2 separate regions of the Mus musculus genome follow, and region 1 is linked to region 2. The links are chromatin contacts, found by POLR2A ChIA-PET in ENCODE. All regions are on one chromosome and are shown on one strand. The core of a region is the stretch at or near the end of the contact, and the rest is flanking DNA. Distances in the headings are between cores, read along the strand shown. Region 1 holds the start of Mbd4 (methyl-CpG binding domain protein 4). Region 2 holds the start of Raf1 (v-raf-leukemia viral oncogene 1).

Region 1 (3,086 bases), core at 289-2,788, 180 kb after region 2:
CGAAACCTAGGCCCACCTAATACTTCTCCCATACTGTTATGGGGGGGGGATAGTTCCCACAAAACCTCCAGTGCAGTGGATCTCTTCCCCCTTTAAAGAATTTATTTATTCTTATTTATGAGCACCATGAAGGTGCTGAGGCCTGAATGGACTTAGATCCCCTGGAGCCAAGTTATAGATGGATGTGAGCCTCTGCTGTGGGTGCTGGGAACCAAACCCAGGTCCTACAGAAGAGCAGTAAGTGCTTTAAACAATTGAACTATCTCTCCAGTGTTTAGTACAGTGTATTTTAATCACTAAACTATACATTTTAAAAGTGAGGGGTTGGAGAGATAGCTCAGTGGTTAAGAGCACATATTCCAGGAGACTCCGTACCCACATCAGGCAGCTTATAACACCCTGCCTGCAACTCCAGCGCCAGTGAACCTGACACCTCCTCTGGTCTCCACCAACACCTACGTATATAGACAAACACATAAAGAAAAAAAAGTGGGTCTCTAGAGAGACCTTCTAACCCAACCTACTTTCTACAAATAGGGAAATAGGGACACTAAGCAAGACCTAGAGACTAACCACAATTAGAACCATGGCATTCTTAGATGGAATTTGGCGTTAGGTATCAGCTAGAAGGATCTTATAGGGAGACAAGGTAACTGAAACCTGAGGGAATCCCTACAAAACTGTTAGGTTAACAAAATGGGTCAAAACCCCAGCTCGCTACTTATTATTAGCTGATCTTCCAAAGAGAAAGTCACTTTGAGCTCAAAATCTCCGTTCTCCATCTGTAAAAAGGAAGTAGCATTAAAAAAAAAAAAGTTTTGTTGTTTGCTTTTGAGCCGGGAATCTTATGTACCATAGGCTAGCTTTGAACCCACGACGTACCAGAGACTCATCTTCAACTTCTGATCCTCCTGCCTCCACAGGCAGACGCCGCCAAGCCCGGATATTCGGTGCTGTCGCTCGAACCCTCGGCTTTGTGTTTACTACGTAAACACTACCAACTTAGTTAAATGCCCAGCCCTTAAAAGTGTTTGAGCGCCCAAGTTTTGGGACATGCAAATACGTGCATCATTTTAGCCCGGACACAACAGTAGCTTCCTCTGTGACTTGTCATAGGGCTATTTCTGAGGGTCCCTTCCGGCCCAGGCTAACCTGCTTGCATCACAAAACCTCCCTTGTCCTCCAAGCTCCCCAGTCAGTTCGGCCAAGGAATCGGGTACACCCTAGTCTTGTTCCCACAGGGCGACAGCTCTAGGTGCCACCTTGTGTTAAAGGTTAGGAAGACCCACACAAGAGCGACTCCTCTGAGGCCCGAGAGAGGTTTAATAACTTGCCAGCGATCCCAAGGCGGGTCTGGAACTAGGCTCTCTCCACGGACTCTGTTGTCCCCAAGGTTTGGGCTCTCCATCCCTGCTGCTTTGGTCCACTGGGGCGCAGCTGCAGCTCCAGGCCGAGAGGTGGAGTAAAACACAACTCAAACCACTGAGCCGAATCCAAACACCGACGTGAAAGTCAATCAACCCACACAGCAGCCTTCCCGCCACCGCTTCAGCTACAGATGCCACAGCCAGGGTCCCGCCAATCAAACCCTCTGTCGTCAAGACTCCCCGCCCCACCCACCTTTCCGGACCAATCGCTCGTGTCATACTTACGCTTCCGCCTCCTGCGTCCCTACGCGCCCGGCGCTTCGGCGGAGGAGGTGGGCTCCCTTTTGTACATGCGCACTTGGAGCTTTGGGAAACTCATGCGCGGTTCATTGCGCATGTGCGTTGCTAAGGGTAGCGCAGGTAGCTGAAGTGGTTTGTGGAAAGAAGCCTGTTGCTGCCGAGGCTGGGAGGAGGGGCCCGAAGCGTGAGGGAAACGGCGATGAGGGCCGTGTTGACGTGGAGAGACAAAGCGGAGCAGTGGTGAGGAGCGGGAACTTCGGGGATGGCGGGGAGGCGGCAGGAACCGGCGCATTGCCATGGCAACGGGCCTGCGGCCTGGACCGAGGACTCTGATTCCGTGCCTTCAACTTCCCAATGGAAGAGAAGCTGAGATTCCTGGAGGGGCATAGGGATCATCTGAGGGAGGCTGGAGCAGTTTATACGTCATCATCATCCAATTTCACTTCTCTCTTCTCAAAATTCCTCACCCACCAGTGTTTTCTCAGCTTCCTAACCATCCTCAAAGTGCCCACACTTTTGTTTATCTGACATTCTTTAAATTTCTCCTGTTTTTGTTGGTTTGTTTTTGAGATAGAGCCTCACTTTAAAGCTCTGGTTGGTCTGGAATGCACTATGTTGACCAAGCTGGCGTTGAACTCACAAAGATACATATGCTTCTAGCTCCCCAGTGCCGGGATTAAAAATTTTCGAGCAGGAACAAACAAAACGGTGTGAGTAACTTGCATCTCGGTTCTGAGCATTTCCACCTGAGCTGAGATCTACTGTGTCTGAAACAGGACATTTCCATGTACGGTCAGAGAAACATGTAAGATGCGATCAAGTCAAGACATCTCTTGATTGGGAAGTTTGAGGAGTATTTTCAAAATTAGTACTTAAGAGTGAGCTTAATTTAAAGCTTAATTTTAAATACTGAGGATTAAGGCTTAGTATTTAAGAGCACTTTGGATAAGTTCCAGGACAGTCAAGTCTACACATAGAAACCCTGTCTTTAAAAACAAAAACAAACGAACAAAAAAGAAAAAGAAAAAAATATATAGTAAAAAAAAATATTGGGCTGGAGAGATGGCTCAGAGGTTGAGAGAACTGTCTGCTCTTCAAGCGGTTCTGAGTTCAAGTCTCAGCAACCACATGATGGCTCACAACCATCTATAATGACATCTGGTGCCCTCTTCTGGCCAGCAGGTGTATATGCAGGAAGAATGCTGTATACATGATAAATAAATCTTTAAAAAAAAATCAAAAAGTGTTTTAAAAAGAGAGAATGACAATAGAATGACTCTGTCATCTTAATTAATTTGGTATGATTTGATATCCTATTCTATTTTGTCATTAAAATCCACCAGCCAGGAACACATTTCAGGAAATTCTGGCTTGACTAATTCTCAGCTTGACTCAGAGTCTTCTTAGATGGTCTGGTCT
Region 2 (2,765 bases), core at 147-2,646:
GCTCCCCCAAATCATCCCAACTCCCGCAGGCTATGCCTCTGAGCCTTGGTGCCAGCTGTTCCCTCCGCCGACAATGTCCTCCCCTCTGCCTCACCTGGCGGAACAGTCCTTCAAACTCCGCGCAGAAGCAAGCAAGGAACCTCAGGGCTTCTCGACTCTGCACCTAACTGTTCTAAATCCCAAGAACACTTGGGAAAACAAGCCTTATCACCTCCGGTTGTTTTCACGCCCCAGGAGCTGAGTCTCCAACGACCCCACAGGACGCATTGCAGGCATTCAGACGTGCCCTGAATTCATTCCCCACTTCTATACACAGACCTGGCCCATTCCCCAGGACCCAGTTACGTCTCAACCGGGAAAGAAGAGATTCGACTGTCCCTCCTAACAAAGAATGAAAACCAGAGGCACACCCTGGGCCCTGGAGAGAGAACAATGAATGAACACGGTCACCTCGTTTGTGTCCCAACTCTGCATCCATGCACCGGCTCTGCAAAAGCCTGGGAGGTTGTCGCTTCACACAAAAGGCAGCCTGGCTCCCGATCGCGAGCATCCCGGGCCACCCATTTGGAAGCCCCAGGCGAGGTCGCAAGCCTTTGAGGCGGGACCCTGACCGGTTTCTCTCGCTGCCTTCCCCGATTCCTCTTGTCTTCCCTAAAAGGGTGTCACTTAAGCGAAGCAGCCCGAGAGGAGGTGCAAGGCCGGGCTCCCCCCACTTCTGCAGCCCGAGAGAAAAAAGAACGAGCCCATCCCAGTGACAACACAGTCACTGGGCAGCTCTGGGAGGATTTTTTTTCCCCCATTGCCAAAATATGAGGAATGCTCGCTGGGCACCGGAGTGGCGCTGGCACGTTTCCGAGAAACACTGGGAAATCTGAGCAGGGGTGTGGAAACTGGCTCGCCGGCCATGACACCCGGCCCGCGCCCGGCCCGCCACCAGGATGACAGCGGCCTGGCCGACCCTGCGCCCCACGGTCGCACCGTCAGCCCTGTGGCCTACCTGAGGGAGCCGGGCAGTGCCGGGTCCCGTCGTGCAGCGGCAGCGGTGGTTGAGAGAACGCGTTGGTTGCGGTCACATTCGGCGTGTCCCCAGCCCGGGGGACGGGGCCCCGGGGAGGCCCCGCATCGCTGCACTAGCGCCCCGCGCCTCAGGGCACGCGCCCCAAAGCTCGGCCAGCTGGCCCGTCCGAGGGCCTGCGGAGAACAACAGAGAAGCCTTCCCGCCTCAAGTCCGCTCGGCTCTAACTCCCGCCATCCAAGATGGCGGCACCAGCACCCGCGAAGAAGACGCTCTCAGGCTATCCCGGGCGAGCTAGCCCTGCGCTCGACACTCGTCTCCACGACCTGCGGCGCCGCCGGGCTCACTGCCTCTGCGCGAGCTCCTGGGCTCGGCAGTCCGCTTAAAACTCGGCTCGGGGATCTATCGCTCGAGCCTGGAATGTGGCCCCGCCTCCGGGGGCGTGGCCTCGCGGTCCTGCGGCCGCCATTTCGGGGTTGACTCCGTGGTAGCAGAGTGACTGTTTCTGGTTGGAGGCCAGTGGTATTGGGCTGCAGCCGCGGTCCGGCCACCCGCGAGGCCCTCAGCGGGCCAGACGCGCCTGGTGACACACGGCACAGGGCTCCAGCTCTGGTGCTTCCTCTCCGAAGTTGACATCCGTGGAGAATGGCGGCCTAGGGGTTTTGTGGGAAAGCCCTCATGCTATGTGAAACCTCAGGTTCCTCATTTGTAGATGGAGTGTTCGCTGTAGTACACCAAGTTGACCAAAAACTAAAAGTATGGTGTTGCACACCTGTAATGCCAGCGCTTGGAAAGTGAGGGCAAGAGGGTCGGGAGTTCACGGTCATATGAGCTGCATGAGACCCTGTCTCAAAAAAGAAAAAAAAATTAAAATTGATGCGACAATATGGCCCACCGTAAACTGAAGCCTGTTGTGCGTCTTCGTACAGCCCCCGTGGAATAGACACCTGGAGGGCAATGTGTATTGTCAATTGTGCTTTTTTTTTTTTTTCCCCTCTTTGAAATAGGTTCTCAATTTTATTTATTTATTGTGGTTTTTCGAGACAGGGTTTCTTTGTCTAACAGCCCTGTCTGTCCTGGAACTCACTTTGTAAACCAGGCTGGCCTCGAGCTCAAAGAGATCGCTCTGCCTCTGCCTCTTGAGTGCTGGGATTAAAAGCATGTGCCAGATTCCCTCTTAATTTGAGGCTGGCCTCAGACTCTGGTTCTCCTACCTCTGTGTAAGTATTTTCCAAGTAGCCATTTGGGGACCCGCAAGGTGACTCAGAGAGTAAAAAGTGTGCAGAGTAAAACCTGATGGAAGAGAGAACAGGCTCCTGAAAGTTATCCTCTGACCTCCATTCGAACCCGGTGCTACGTGCGCAACCTGCAACCGCATTTACAAATACACAGACAAGTTTTTTTTTGTTTTTTTTAAGTAACCATTTATAAGTAAACATCTTTTGGCATTTAGTGCGTTCACAGTATTGTGTAACCACAACTTTGGTTCCAAAACATTTCCATTACTCTGAAATAAAATTACCCACTAAGCAGTTTAGTTTCTCACTAGCTCCCACCCAGAGCAACCACCAATACTCATTTTGCTACTACAGACCTGACTTCTAGATTATCTTGTGTGCGTGGATACTTATAAAGTATGGGGCCCTTTATGATTTAAGTCTTTTCACTTAGCCTGTTTCCGAGTTCATCTGTAACACATGTGTGCTAATACTTCACTCCTCTTTAGAGCTAAACTATTTCATCAGAAGTT

The links. ChIA-PET counts read pairs that join two places held with the same protein, here RNA polymerase II (POLR2A).
Region 1: POLR2A ChIA-PET joins it to region 2 with 15 read pairs in embryonic stem cell. The contact joins the promoter of Mbd4 here to the promoter of Raf1 in region 2. POLR2A ChIA-PET finds 5 or more read pairs at or near these places in 3 of 5 experiments (Patski and embryonic stem cell).

The regions. Positions count from the first base shown.
Region 1 is chr6:115,851,803-115,854,888 of GRCm38, forward strand. Mbd4 (methyl-CpG binding domain protein 4) reads right to left here and starts at 1,539. Exons shown (of 8, transcript NM_010774.2): 1 at 1,335-1,539. The coding sequence starts at 1,408. Ift122 (intraflagellar transport 122) reads left to right here and starts at 1,726. Exons shown (of 29, transcript NM_001167763.1): 1 at 1,726-1,907. The coding sequence starts at 1,867.
Region 2 is chr6:115,675,239-115,678,003 of GRCm38, forward strand. It overlaps Raf1 (v-raf-leukemia viral oncogene 1), which reads right to left and starts at 1,397. Exons shown (of 17, transcript NM_029780.4): 1 at 998-1,397. It overlaps D830050J10Rik (RIKEN cDNA D830050J10 gene), which reads left to right and starts at 730. Exons shown (of 1, transcript NR_152134.1): 1 at 730-2,765.